Linked DNA regions of Homo sapiens: regions 2 and 3 are each linked to region 1. Evidence: chromatin contacts called from ENCODE Hi-C or POLR2A ChIA-PET data. All regions are on one chromosome and are shown on one strand. The core of a region is the stretch at or near the end of the contact, and the rest is flanking DNA. Distances in the headings are between cores, read along the strand shown.

Evidence for each region. Hi-C counts contacts between places; a loop is a spot of excess contacts on that map. ChIA-PET counts read pairs that join two places held with the same protein, here RNA polymerase II (POLR2A). Pooled maps may share reads with other maps.
Region 2: a loop to region 1 is called in a map of GM12878, with 3 times the contacts of the local background. The contact joins two enhancer-like sites. A Hi-C loop is called at or near these places in 4 of 168 maps with a recorded cell type or tissue (B cell, GM12878, OCI-LY7 and 1 more), 37 of 37 single-sample maps with no recorded cell type and 14 of 50 pooled maps. POLR2A ChIA-PET finds 5 or more read pairs at or near these places in 5 of 52 experiments (CD8-positive, alpha-beta memory T cell, GM12878, HEK293 and 2 more).
Region 3: a loop to region 1 is called in a map of GM12878, with 5 times the contacts of the local background. The contact joins two enhancer-like sites. A Hi-C loop is called at or near these places in 3 of 168 maps with a recorded cell type or tissue (Caco-2, GM12878 and PC-3), 24 of 37 single-sample maps with no recorded cell type and 10 of 50 pooled maps. POLR2A ChIA-PET finds 5 or more read pairs at or near these places in 6 of 52 experiments (A673, BJ, GM10248 and 3 more).

The regions. Positions count from the first base shown.
Region 1 is chr5:94,744,245-94,749,227 of GRCh38, reverse strand. All of the region lies in intron 19 of MCTP1 (multiple C2 and transmembrane domain containing 1), which reads left to right. Among named protein-coding and RNA genes, the nearest start is that of SLF1, 130 kb to the right of the region's middle. Within about 2 kb of position 2,352, at least 2 of the 41 ENCODE cell types and tissues checked have a DNase peak (open chromatin) inside an H3K27ac peak, as active enhancers do; they include GM12878 and OCI-LY7, where a contact is called at or near this core.
Region 2 is chr5:94,790,522-94,795,504 of GRCh38, reverse strand. The region is part of intron 18 of MCTP1 (multiple C2 and transmembrane domain containing 1); the gene reads left to right. Among named protein-coding and RNA genes, the nearest start is that of SLF1, 170 kb to the right of the region's middle. RefSeq lists enhancers at 1,575-1,794, 1,066-2,265. Within about 2 kb of position 1,969, at least 6 of the 41 ENCODE cell types and tissues checked have a DNase peak (open chromatin) inside an H3K27ac peak, as active enhancers do; they include GM12878 and OCI-LY7, where a contact is called at or near this core.
Region 3 is chr5:94,698,048-94,703,030 of GRCh38, reverse strand. No RefSeq gene overlaps it. Among named protein-coding and RNA genes, the nearest start is that of SLF1, 82 kb to the right of the region's middle. Within about 2 kb of position 2,335, at least 2 of the 41 ENCODE cell types and tissues checked have a DNase peak (open chromatin) inside an H3K27ac peak, as active enhancers do; they include GM12878, where a contact is called at or near this core.

The DNA.
Region 1 (4,983 bases), core at 1,103-3,602:
TCTGTCTGTGCAAAGGAAATACTTTTTTCTGTAGTCTTCTTGATGATAGATTGGCCTAGCAAAAATTTTACAGGCTGGTGAGGATTCTGAACTTTCAAGGTTTGTCTAGTTATTTAAATATGATGCATATAACCTAATAAGACATAGATGCTCAGAATCAAAACATAACTTCAGATCATCACATAAGTCAAGGACAAGAATGCTCTGGGGCCACAATTACAGCAGAAGCATCAAAAAACAAAACAAAACTGTATTTCTTGACCTTCTAGTGTCAGCTCATCTCCCAGGCTTCTAATTGCATTGAGCGCTATTGCAGACGGTGGCCAGTCTGTGTAGTCAGTCCACCGTGTCCAGTCAAGGTAATATCCTCTTGGATAGTAAAATATATGAGGTTCAATTTGCTTCTCTTTTTCTACTTAGTTTGAAGACTCAACAGAGAGCTGGAAATGTAGTGCTACAGTGCTTCTGGCTCAAGAAAGTCTTTTTGGAATCTATTAGTATCATCAGTGTCCTGAGACAATCGAGAAACTTAGAGTGCTGATAACTATGCTCAAAAAGTAAATGTGCAAGGCAATGTTAACTATATTTTCCATTACATTCCAAGTCTATTAATAGAAAGAACAAAGATCAGAGAATAAAAACTTGCCCCACAGAAATTTTATTTCCAGTCAAAGATTTGAATCTAAATTTTTCAGAGCATGGGACTAAAGAGATCAGGCAATCATGGGTTTTGTCCTGTAGCCACAAAGGATGTATGTACCTATTTAACCATGTCAAAATGTTTCCTGGTAAACTAGGGGGCCAGGTTAGAAAGTTGGCAGGGAGCCATGTACTCAGAACTACTCTGAGAAGCCTTAACGGACTGCTGTCTCGACAATGTTTCAGTAGTTCCACAGTCGTCACCCTGTGCTCTTTAGCAAGCTCTGAGTCCTAACTGTACATGCAACTGGCATGTGTTTATCTAGTCTGGAAAATGCTTTCCTATAAAAGATGAAGAAACTGAGTTTAAAAGTCCACATACCTTTGGAAGACACAGAAGATGGAATAAAACCCACATCAAATTACAGAAACCTAATCATCTGGGTCAAACAGTATAATTTGTCAATAGTATCAAAACTTCCTTATGGTTTCTTTCTTGAGACAGAGTTGCACTCTTGTCACCCAGTCTGGAGTGCAATGGCACAATCTCAGCTCGCTGCAACCTCTGACTCCTGGGTTCAAGCAATTATTTTGCCTCAGCCTCCCAAGTACCTGGGATTACAGGCGCGCGCCACTACGCCGAGCAATTTTTATACTTTTAGTAGAGACGGGATTTCACCACATTGGCCAGACTGGTCTCAAACTCCTGACCTCAGATGATCCACCTGTCTTGGCCTCCCAAGGTGCTGGGTTTACAGGCGTGAGCCACCATGCCTGGCCTCCTTATAATTTCAGAAGCTCAATTTATTACAGAATAATTACCCCCATCCAGTTAGTATAATAGTTAAAGACCACTAACCCACCAATCAGAAGACCTCGATTCTAGATCCGCCTCTGTTGCAATCTGGACTTTACCTCTCTTAGCTTTATATATGAAAAGGATTATTTGGGCTAGAACAGAAGTCAGTAAACTACAGTCCACAGGCCAAATTCAGCCAACTGTAAATAAAGTTTTATTGGCATACAACTACACCCATTTGTTTTCTTACTATCTACGGCTGCTTTCATGCTTTCAATGAAGGGGTGAATAGCGGCAACACAGATTATGTGGCCTGGAACACCTAAAATATTTACTATTTAGCCCTTTACAGAAAAAAAAATTACTTCTGAATTGGAAGCTATCCAAGAGATAGCTCCTCTGTCTCCTCATCTGCAAAATGGGAACAAAAATAATACTTGCCTCATAAGATTATGAGGATTAAATGATGGTTCTTAATACAGTTTCTACATAGGAAATGATAGGTAACATATAATTATATAACTGTTAAAATGGTGAGCATGACCATTGTCAGAATTGTAGCAATCAGTTTTCCATTACAGAAAAAATACTTGCTGCTGTCGTGCTATGCTACGATATTACATGGAACAGAAAAGATGGCAGTTCACACACAGAACTCCTGGACAACTGAAATAACAAAATCCAGTACAGGCAGAAGATATGGATAAAGGCAAACTGTATCTCCAGCCTAAAAAAAAAGCTGGAAACCTACATTATCTAATTATCAACCTGATACTTGAGCTAGACTTTGAAGGCTAAGTCAGATTCAAACAAGCCAAAAGAGGAACTTAAAGGTATTCAAGGTCAAGGGGAAGTGGAATTCCCAAGAGGCCTTGAGAGGGCAGTTTGTAGAAGAATTTAGCCACAGCAAAATATACTGACGCAAGAGTTGTGAGTGACAGGGTAAGAATGGTTGGTTGGGACCAGGTTGTGGAGTTTTGAGCACTGGAGCAAGGAATGTAGACAGTTTCTTATGTGCATTGAGATCCACTGAAGTTTTCTGAACCTGAAAAATATTAGTATTTCTAGAATAATTTACCTATCTTTATGACATGGAATGCATGAGAAGACAAAGAAACAGGAAATTAAGTTCATTTTAAAGAGATGAATTTCAGTTTTGTCTGCACTATTACATTATAAAAATGTCTTATATTTGTTGTTTATATTTGTTCTTATTCCCCTTTGTAAAATTTCACTTAAGCCTACTTTACCTACTGTATTTAAAATGGAGTAGTAGCTAATGCACAAATATACAAATGAAGTCATGGTTTTTATTCTTTCTGTAACTACTTAAAGAGCATCATTTTACATATATCTCAAAACATTCATAATATTAGCACTTATTAGGGGTTTACCGTGTAAAAGATAGGAGAAAATGAGTCAAACATGAGTAACGCCTTCAATCTGGGAGGGGAAATAAATGACATAAAAGAATTAATAGAGGGCTGTGAGTCATTTGAGTATTCAGAAAGGAGTAGGAGGCAGAAAGGGCTCCAGTCAAGTGTGGCGGATATTGTCTACCCAGTGTTTATTTCCCCATTTTCCCTTGCTAATGGAAGACGGACTTTGTACATAATGACAAAGATTCTGCCTAAATCCTCAGTTTTCTAAGGTTTCATTGTATCTATGAATGACTCTTTAATATAGTTCTGGCCAAAGAGCTGGAAAAGGATGTGTTCCGGGGGTTTCTGGGAAAGTTTTTTACTTTCTTGATAACATAGGACAGATATTGCTGACTCCATCCTTCCCCCTCTCATCTACCTTTGAATGTGAATGCAATGCTTACAGCTGGGGCAGCCATATTAACACCATGAGGCAATAAACATAAGGATGAAGAAATGGAAAGACAGAAAGTTCTTAGGGCCCAAATGATCACTTTGAACATCTGGTACAATATCAATAACCTGACTTCTGAACTTCCTATTGCATGAGGAAAATTAACTCTACTACCTAATCTACTACTAGAATATTCTGTTGCTTGCAGCCGAGCACTTTGTGCTGCTTCTCTTCTGTAAATATGTTTTTCTTCAATGAGTACTTATTTCTTCAACACATTTTTCTTCAAGTTTCTATTAAGCACCTATGTGTCAGGCTCAGTGTTAGGCACTAGAAATAAATATAATGATGCCTCCCTTAATTTTTCTCTGCAAGAATACCTGATGATTTTGAAGATACTCAAATGGAGAACAGTAAAATGACTCTTTCCTCTCCACCTTTCTTTCATATCGCCTAACTGCCCTCTACCCCTACCAGCTCATCTGCAAAATGGGAATAAGAGACAAAAAGAGACAAAGTGAAAATGAGGCTAAAAGAAGTCAAATATATGTATTACACATGCCTCCTCCCCATTCTCCCAGAAGAAATGGAAACAAGTGGACACTCTGTAAGAGAACAGGAAAGCCAGTGCAGCTCCTTTATCCCTCCTCACATCTTGCACCAAAGAGCACACTCTCCGAGCTGTGGAGCAGCTATGGAATCTCCACCCAGAACATTATAATTGACCCATTTTGGGAAAAGGTTTGTTCACTTGTGGGCATACTGGTTATAGACAGAAAGGCATTATTAAGCAAGTCCTCAAACCTGAAGCCCTAAACTTCCCCTTAGACCTTGCTGCACTCAGGCGTATCCAGTAAGAAAACTATGGTCATGAGAAGTGGCTGGGAAACATTCTTACTCTCTGTGGGTGGGAGCATGTCATAGGACTACTCTGGAGTCTTCCTTCTCTTGTTGTTTCAACCATCTTAAAAGCAATGGTTATCTGACAAGAAATGCTGTGTTAAGGCTGTGCCCTTGGACTTGTCCAAGTTTGCACAGCACAGGCAGGGCAGGATTTGAATCCAATGTTAAAGCCCCTTACTGTATTTTGGGAAATGAGCTGAACACAGTTTTAGTCTTGGTATCAAATCTCGGGATGTAATCCAGTCAAGAACTACCTATTGGTGGCTGGGCGCGGTGGCTCACACCTGTAATCCCAGCACGTTGGAGGCCGAGACGGGCGGATCACCTGAGGTTGGGAGTTCGAGATCAGCCTGACCAACATGGAGAAGCCCCATCTCTACTAAAAATACAAAATACAAAAATTAGCCCAGTGTGGTGGCACACGCCTGTAATCCCAGCTACTCAGAAGGCTGAGGCGTGAGAATCCCTTGAACCTGGGAGACAGAGGTTGCAGTGAGCTGAGATGGCACCACTGCACTCCAGCCTGGGTGACAGAGCAAGACTCTGTCTCAAAAAAAAAAATGTTAGTGAAACCAAAACTGAGATCCATTTTCAGAACTTGACCAAGTTTGCATAACGCCAGCAGGGCAGGATTTGAATCCAGTGCTAAATCCCCTGTCCATCTAATTAGTCCGTTATCCATGCTTCTTGCTCCTTGCTCCCTGTGCATTTTAGAAGTACAGAGGCTGCTAACTGGCAGCTAAGGGGCTGAATTCAGCTGTGGACAGGATTTTAAAACAGTCTTCAAAAATCAGGAGAAGCTGAGCTCAACGGCTCACGCCTATAAT
Region 2 (4,983 bases), core at 720-3,219, 47 kb before region 1:
GTACCAACTATCCAAATTACAGTTACTGTAGAGAGACATTTTGAAAGTGGAAGAGTAGATGCCAGGAAATGGCTTTTACTTTGATTTAAAAACTACTGAACCATCATTACACCGTGGGCTCTGTGTGAAGTACTTTATATTCACCATGTCATTTAGTCCTCCTCCAAGAGAGAGAAACTGATTGTGTTAGCCCAGTCAATGGGTTGGATCCTCCTAAGTCGAGTGACCTGCCGCCATCCCCACCCCACCCCCGCCCAGGTCCCTTCATCAGTTGTAAGCAAAGGAATATGCTCATGTAGACAAGCATGGCTGCAAGAGCTCTTCCTTGAGAAAAGAGAATCAAGTCTCAGAGAATGAAGGAAATAGGTTAGCCAAGCAAACCAGGGGTCTATTGCACACCCTGTAAGTATCATTTCTACTGCACATAGAGGGAAACAGGGCCAGAAAGATTAAATAACTTACCCAAAAACACACAGAAAGTGTCAGAGCCAGTATTAGAACACAGAGCAGTCTGTCTGAAGTTTATACTCCGAACCACCAGTCAATCACATTTCCTCTTGGGGATATATCCCACCTCTCCCTGGGCACTGTTACAGCAAGTTTCTCCCACGAATTACAGAAAAGCCAGTAGCACTAACTCTACCTTCAAGCTGACACATTAATAGAAAGTATTAATTTTCCCACACCACTCACCCCATGTCTTCTATATCTCTCATTCAGGGAAACAAAAATGATATTTATCAAGCAATTTCTATGTATCAGGCATCCTGCTAAGCCTTTTAGAGACATCACCTCCTTTTATTCTTTACAATAATTATATAAAGTAAATAATTCTAAATAGTTTTTTCCCCATTTTACAAGTAAGAAAATTCAGTATCAAGGAGGATAAGTAAGCAACTCCCCAGAGCAAGTGTGATGTGAACCCAATTGTGCCCTGTTGTAAAGTCCCAGGCTGTATCTATGCTACATGCATGGGCATTCCTTTCCCAAAGGACTGCTTTCTTAGTGTCCAGGGCCTTGCATAGAATCCTGGGTGTCTCCAAATTCCTTCCTGTAAGGTAACCAGTAACCTTGCATGAATTGGTGCTGGTCATCTGTTCTATCCCAGGTGCCCCTGTTAATTTCAGAAGCATTCGTGACCAGGAGGGCTACCTTCCATTCACCAAGGTGAGCATGGGAAGAGTCCATCAAAGCTGACTTCTTCATATTCGTGAATAATTTTTTTGTGAATAAATTCAAAAATTTCTTTGACACAAAAAAATTCTTCAATGTTTTTTAAGTACACTTTAAAAGAACATTCATTTTTACTGTCATGATATTCCTCCCACACAACAATCTCAGTTATCTAATCAATGGTGGCATTAAAAGACTGAAGAGTGGGGCAGATCAATGAAATCATTCTCTGACTCATGATATGACTGTGACACAAATTGAGACAGAGTCTGCCTTGCTAAAATACTTTAGGAAATACTGAAGTGTTTAGTTAGCTCCTTCTCATGACAAAGCATTTGTTTCTTCATTTCCCTTTTAGAATAGTACTGAATATTGTCTCCCATTAGGTCTGTTCCAGTGAGAACCAGAGCACTTATCTCTACAAATAAAGCTCCTAAGAGCAGCACTCTGTGCCATAAGTGCTGTTGATTGAACAGTTTGGGATGGTCCACCAAAGAAACATCTGATTGACTTGAACTCCTATAAATCAAGCACATTTATTATTTTGTCAGCCAGTGTTCTCCATTCCAAAGAAGTCTGTGGTGGAATATGTGGAATACTGAATAAGTCAAGTATTCCTAACAGGATCTAAAGAGGCTGGCCAAAGCCAAGCTGACAGAGGAGAGGACGTCATATGCAAAGCACTCTGAACATACAGTTAGACTCTCTCTACTTCAGTAAGAGTTTTATCATTCACTGAAAGCAGCATAGACCACAAGTTTCCTGTGTTTGCATCTCAGTACCAAAAAAGACCACATATTCAGTGCTCTTAGCAGAAGCAACACTGAGTCATACAGCCTGTAAACACATCTAAAAATGGATGATCACTCTTTTCTTCTTCGTGCTTATTTCAACAGCAGTTTTCTCAGTTTTTTTCAAAAGGTCATCAGCTTGAAAAAATCTGAGGAGGACCATGAAAAGAACCAGACCTTTAGTTTTCCAACACGATCACTAGGATAAATAAGTAGAATCAACAGCCAATCAGATGTTGGTAGAAAGCTTATCCCTTGTGACCCCTCTCAAAGCTGTTCACCAACTGTTTAGCCTTGTTAGATAATCACTTGCTGTACATAGTGCATCCCAACATGTTAATAACCATCGTCATCAGGCTTTGGATTTGCACCAACAAGATTTCTACATTTTCTTCACTCATCCCAAGTCCCCCCACCACTGTCCCCTCCCTCTCAGTAGATGACCAGGCCTTCCACTTTGCAAATTTCCCTCAAATTCCAGCCCTGAGCCCTATGAATTACCCAAGTTAGGGTTGCCAGATTGAGCAAATGAAAACACAGATGCCCAATTCAATGGAAATTTCAGATAACAACAGGACATACTTACACTTATATGTTTTTATAATATTCTTAATTTGTCTGAAATTCCAGTTTAAGTGGATGTTCTATATTCATCTGGTAACTCTATCCCAGTTGTACCTTTATTCTTACCTCCAGACCTGTAGGAAGGTGACAGTTCTGAAATAAAGGTATTCCCCAACATCTTCAAGCATAGAAGACCCATAAGGAGCAGGCCCCACTTAAACCATAGTTTCAGCTTCATCCCTCCAATATTCCAACAGGATTGTTTATGTGTATGTTGTTGTTGTTGTTGTTTTGCTTTTGTTTGTTTTGGAGTATGCAGTGTTTATTGAGCAAAAGGTGGGAGTAGTGGGCTAAGGGTGAGGAAACAGAAATGAACCAGACCATGGCCATACTCTTTTGTTATCACTTTCTTCTGGACAGCAATTGCTCGCCACTTGGGAGAGCAGGAAACCAAGCCACTTGCAAAAGCTAGCACAGCACAGCTGGATGGGAAGCACAGCTGGCTCACAGGCCTGTGTTCCCTGCTTTAACTCCTATTCACCCAGTCCACAGGCTCAGGGAAGGCAACCCCTTTTGTCTTCATGACACAACTGGAAAAGAGGAAAAAGGAGTGATGCTTCTGCCTTTGGACAGATGGAGAAACTCAGGCCCAGAATAAGGCAGTAATATCCGCAAAGCCAGTACTCACAGAGCGTGTGTGGGAATGGCACAGCATGGGATAGATGTGGTGGCCTGGAGAAGGGCAGTGCAGGCAGGGTCTGGAACTTGGCAGAGGCCTGGAAGTCACGTGAGCACTGAGGACAGATGTGCAGCGTGGTGGAAGAGCTTGAAATCCTTGCCCAAGGTGCCGCACATGAAGAGTTTGAGGTCTGAGTGTGATGCATGGTGTCTATGCAGCTGCAGGGGGCTGGCAAAGACACAGGTGCACTGTGGGTGGCTGTAGCCCCTGCAAGGCTGTACTCTTATGGGGTGCATCATCCTGGGATGGTCTTCGGGGCTCCTCCACTGGCACAGCAGACTTGTAGGCAAGCCGGTTGGCGTCGATGAGGAAGTGGCTGTCCAGCCATGAGGGCTATGACCCACCTGAGAAAGGTGCTGGAAGAGGGGCCTTTCACCCTGGGAAAAGAAGACCTTCAAAGATAGTGGGTCTGGAGAGGAGGACCAGGGTGGGGTAGCCCCAGTGGTCACAGGAGTATCTGGAGCAGAGTATACTTGTAGTTTCCCAAATATTCTATATACTCTTTCTATGCCTTCTACTGTTTTCTTTAAAATATACTTACAAATGTAAATGTATATTTCTTATCACACATATTTTGTTTTTTATAAAAATTGAATCACCTTTAACGCATTTTAGCTCACCTACTTTTTTTATTCTGCAACATATCTGGAAATATCCTTCATATTCCTGGAAAACAGCCCACCACGAGTTTTAATTTCTATACAATTTTCACTATATGAGTGTGTGTGTGTGTGTGTATTTTAGAAACAGGGTCTCCCTCTGTCACCCAGGCTGGAGTGCAGTGGTGCCATCATAGCTCACTGCAGCCTCGAACTCCTAGACTCAATCAGTTTTCTCACCTCAGCCTCCTGCCTAGCTGGGACAACAGGTGCGAGCCACTGCACCAGTCTTCTTAATTAAACACTGTTTTTAGAAATGTTTCCTTCAATTTTTTTTTTTTGAAACAGAGTCTCACTCTGTCACCCAGGCTGGAGTGCAGTGGTGTGATCTCGGCTCACTGCAACTCCCACCTCCCAGGTTCAAGTGATTCTCCTGCCTCAGCCTTCTAGTAGCTGGGATTACAGGCACCTGCCACTGCACCCGGCTAATTTTTGTATTTTTTTCTTTTTTTTTTTTTTTTTTTTTGTAGTAGAGACGGGATTTCGCCGTATTGGCTAGGCTGGTCTGGAACTCCTGACCCCAAGTGATCTGCCTGCCTCGGCCTCCCAAAGTGCTGGGATTACAGGCGCGAGGCACCGCGCCTGGCCCGCTTGAAATATTTTGCCTTCTCAATACTATAAAGAAAATCCTAAAGAAATTTTTGGGTCCCTTTCTGGTAATATGCTTTGGAAAGTCCTTGAAGAATTTCTGGGTGAGAGTATATGCATTTTGAAGGTTTTTGGTAGTTAATATTAATTTGCCACCCATTAAGCCTTTAACATTTTATACAGCTGTGCCTGGGTAACCACTAATTATCATTATTATTTCTTCTGGAGCACCATCCCTGACACTCACCCCCTACTACCAGTCTGACCCTACCAACTCATACTCTTAAGAGGTTAAGTGAGCCCACACCTCTGAGTTCCCACGTCTGTCATAAATTTGTTTCATATAGTTGCTGCTTAGGCATCCATTTTAAGGCCCGACATGAGTTATTTGAAACCTAGCAGTACCCGTCCCCTTTGGCTAGTTAAAGCTTACCCTCTCTGTGTGGTTGTTTATGCTGCAGCCCACTTG
Region 3 (4,983 bases), core at 1,086-3,585, 46 kb after region 1:
GCTAAATTCATAGAAAAAGCACACCTGGCCCTCACTACTCATACTTGCCTTTTGCATTACTGGAGACACCTGAGAATAGTCAAGCATTGTTAGAGACAGCTGGACCACAGAAGAGAGATGAGGGGAAGGAAATGACATATTTGTCCCAAGCTCAAAGAACCCTTTTTAATAAAGCTATCAGAGAACTGAAACCTTATAACTACATGCCCCACAAAACATTCTTCTTTTCTATAGTAGTAATTATGAAAAGTCAAAATCTCTGTGTACCTTGTAACACTGCAACCATGGAAAACAATTTATCGGTGTCAAGAACTAATAAGCTCTTGGAAAAATTTTACAAAGAAGTGTCTATTTGCTATTATACAAGGCGGAGTATGTAATTTTGTCATCTTTGTTTTATAATAGAGGAAGTAGTTAACAATTTCTGAGCAAAAAAACACAATGGTATACCTACCTCTTACGTTTGGCCTTAAACTCTTACAAACTTCAGTTTCCATTAACAGAGAACCTAGCAAACATAAGAGGGTCTTTGAAGCACACGAGAAGCCATCCAGAAAACACTATACATATCTGACAAAGGAGTTTTTAAACAGATTAATGTGATGTTCCATTATTTGTGTGAAATTGCTTAACATCACTTTTAAAAACATTCATTTTCAGAAGTAAGAGAAAAACTTTTTTTAAAAATCAAAACATACAGCGCTTGGTAATTTAAGCAAAAGCAAAATACTCTGACTTATGGATTGGGGGTACCAAGTATTCACCATCCAATCTTGCACACTATGATGCTACGTACTTGATACATAGTACATTTAATGCATATGTACTTGATTTCCCTCCCATAACTGTGACAACAGCCCTGACCGGTAGGTAAGAAATCTTCCCCCTAAAAACAGATTGATACTATCAGGTTGTACTATAGTTACCATGTAGGTATCCAGGATATTTATACAAAACACAACTGTAAAAAGATTGTTCTGAGTTGTACTACTTAAAAGAGTACCTTTCAAGAAGCTATTTTGCCGGCCTTCACAGAAGAGGTGCAAAATAATATGCTCTGGAGAGCTGTGGTAAGACACTCTCAGAATTCTCTCAACAGAGGGTTGTTTGTATCTGCATTAATGTTGCAAATAATAAGTTATAAAGTGGATATTTTTTCAGAGTGATGATAGAAGAAAAAAATTCTTTATACAGTAGTATCCTTTCAAAGCCATTTAAGGTACAATCTTTGAATAAATGTAGCTATCATTTAATCTTACCAGTTTCTCCCTGCTTTTCTGTGTCGTATCTGAAAAATCTCACTAGAGAACAAGTAATTCTTCAGGTCCCATAAATACTAAAATCACAAAGTAAAGATATGTTATGACTCCACATAGTATCCACATGAGCAAGTTTAATCTTTAGCAATTTAAGAGTACTACAAAAGAGTAAAGTCCCCCCAGTTCCCACTTCAGCATACTTGGGGCTCCATTTTGAAGTGTCTTAAAGAGTAGAGAACCATATCAGTAAAGTGGTCAGATTCACTTTGAAAAAAGGAGCACATGTATAGTGTATTTTTTGAGATCTGTGTTAGATAATACTAATTATACTTTTAATTATATCCAACTTTAAATAGTATATTAAAACTGTAATTTACCTTTTAAAAATCCAGTAGGTGCCAGTTTAAATAAGGCAACTTTAGAAAAATTTCAAGGACTGATTCTTACTTAAATCAGGAGCATTACTTTCAAAATAAATTGGATACTGGTATTATAAACAAATACAAATCATTACAAAGAAACCTGGAGAGGTGAAAAAGATCCAAAATTTTTTCACATAAAGACAATCACTATAAGCAATTTTTTACTTACAATCTTTTTCCTTATGTAATTTAGATGATATATTTATGTTATTATTTTTTTAAAAGAGTCTTGCTATGTTGCTCAGGTTGGCCTTGAACTCCTGGGCTCAAGTGATCATTCTGCCTCAGCCTCTCAAATAGCTGGGACTATAGGCATGTGCTACCATGTCTGGCTGAGAAGATCCTTTTTAATAACATTTAGTTTCAATTTTAAAATATTAATATTAGTAAAAAATGATATTTAGGTAAAAGGTCCAACCACTTTTAATAAGTAGCTTTCAACTCTCTGAGTCCATTTCCTCCAGTAACATGTAGGAACTTAACAGTATTTTTGGGAGTGTAAAAGAACTGAAATGACAGGAAAATAAGAAATGAGTCAAGATTTGCCTGTGAGAAAGGACTGAGTATTACTATTCGAAACAACCTTTTTCTCACAGGAAGACAAATACCACATGATCTCACTTACATGTGGAAGCTAAGAGAGGTGATCTCATAGAAGTAGACAGTAGAATGGTGGTTACCAGAGGCTGGGAAGGGAAAGGGAGGGAAGGCAAAGATGGGGAGAGGATGGTCTGAAGGGCTACAAAGTTAGTTAGATGAACTAAGAAGAGTAAGTGCTGATGTTCTATTACATAGTGGGGCGACTACAGATAATAACAATGTATTATATTTCAAGATAGCTAGAAAAGTGGGTCTTGAACGTTATCACCACAAAGAAATTGGAAAGGTTTAAGATAAATGACATGTTAACCACCATGATTTTATCATTATACAATGTACACATGTATTGAAGCATCACACTGTACCCTAATAAACATGTACAATTATTATGTGTCAATTGTTTTTTAAAAAACAGTGAAAAAAAATCTAGCCTGTTTCTGATACCATTAGAACTGGAATTTTATTATTCTTTATTTTTGATTAAATTGAATTTCGACCAAAAGAACCTTCTATAAAACAATTATCTGGACCTTTGGTTTAGTTTATCGAATATTATTCAAAAATTTCAAAGACCCAGTTTATTTCTGAGATTAGTCTACATGCTTGTCTGATTTTATACCTTCATTAAGTTCCATCAATATAATAAACAGTACCTAGAAATCTTTACCCTTTGGATTCCTTTAAGCAGAATGATTCTTAACCATTTTTCCCCTCATCCCCTTGTCCAGTTTTCACCTTTACAATTCTGCTTTTAAGTTTTCCTGGAAAATTCCTTAAAACACATATTTTAATTTTACCAGATTTTACTTATTGCTCGGTAATTTTATCTCTAATATAAAAAGGAATGAATGCAAAGTAGAAAAATGCATCTTTAGGATGAAGCCAGATAACAAAGATAAATATTCCTTTAAACAAAAACAAAAAAACTATCATAAATCAAACTATTCTGGTCATTAGAAAAATTTATTAAGAGTCATGACATAAACCACTGTTGACCTAACCTTTAGGTTGAGAAGTCACTGACAACAAACTAAGTTATTTTCATCTGTCAACACTTTAAGATTAATGATTTTTCAATATTACTATTTATTTCACTTTGAGACAGAATAGAGAAGCAGTGGTAATTTTAGTTCATCTACTATCAAGATAAACGACAGTATGATAGGTATAAATTCAAACCTGGATTCCAGATTTTCAGTTCAGCGCACCTGACTTTTTGGAAGTGCTAAACCTTTTGTTTTGTTTTTTGTTTAAATTTCTACTCTTTGGTAGAATGAAATTGTATGTCCCAAACTAGTGAGCCATTCTCTATTAATGTTTAACATCCATAATACATTAACGTTCACTTGATCCAACTCAGATACTTTGGCAAGGAAGAGGATTAGATCTACCAAATCTGGGTTCTACATCTAAAAAGATTTGGGGCCATGATACAAAAATGACTAATTTGGAAGTATATGTTTTAATTCTAATTGGAAATAACTATTTATAAATACTTGAATAAGGGCTTTTGGGGTCTATATTTGTTAAAGGCAATATGATATATTACATATATAACAATACTGCATATTTTGTTAGAAATATGGTTTAATAGTCACTTTGCTGACTTAATATTGTTGATCTTTAACTCTGCAAGTAGTTAAAAAACCCAGAACAGAGTTCATTATACTTCTGTTTTAAAAAGGGGGTGGGAGGGATCATCTCTTGAAAAACAAAAAGTATTAACATTCTAAAAAAAAAAATCACTTATATCTAGTACTAAGGATTGTATTTCAAGCTTTTTAAAAAACATAGTTCAAGTGTATTTATAATCAAAACTATATACTTACACTAAAAAAGACATAGTAATACATTCAAATATAAAAAGTATTAGGAACAGCTTGTACATATTTTAGATGTTCTGTAAGATAAGTACTTAAGAGGACAAACTTTTTAAACATCTAATAATCAATAATGTTAAAAATGTTTTATTTCCTTTGAAAAGGTCTTCTTTGAGTAGGATTTGCCTTACCTTGAAAATGTATACTCAGAGCCAAGTAAAACAACACTTCAACCTTTTCTAATTAATTTATAGCCTATAATAATTTCAAAATATATATCACAACAAATAACTACCAAAGTATATTCTCCAACTACAGTTCATTTTAACCTACAAGGTGAATTTTCTGATAACATAATTTGATTTACAAGGAATAGTTAACAATTCCATGTCTCCTGTTTTGACAACACCAGGCAGAGCTTAATTCTAATAACGCTATCACTGACCTTTCTAACTCAATCCACATTTGTCATAAAAACAATTATCATTCCTAGTTTTGCAAGCTCCACGTCAGCAGGAGGTGCAATTGGCGTGAAAGCTACGTGATAAATGCCTCAGGGAAAGAGTGCCTCATGTCACTCAAGATGACCCCTTCCTACTGATTAAGGAGCAACAGTGACAGGCTCTCATCAAGTTCACCGCTTAACTGGAAAGGTGTATAAAGGCATAAGGATTGCACATTCCATGGATATTTTTTTCATGTGAAGGTATTCATTTAATTAACTTTCTATAGCAGCATAAACAAAAATGGCAGATATTTTCTGGAGGTTATATAAAGTATCTTAGTGTAATGCATTTGTGCTTGCTTAAAAATACTAAGACTGCAAAAGCACACCCTACACCCTATCCACTCTAAAATAAAATTGCTAAAATAATACTCATC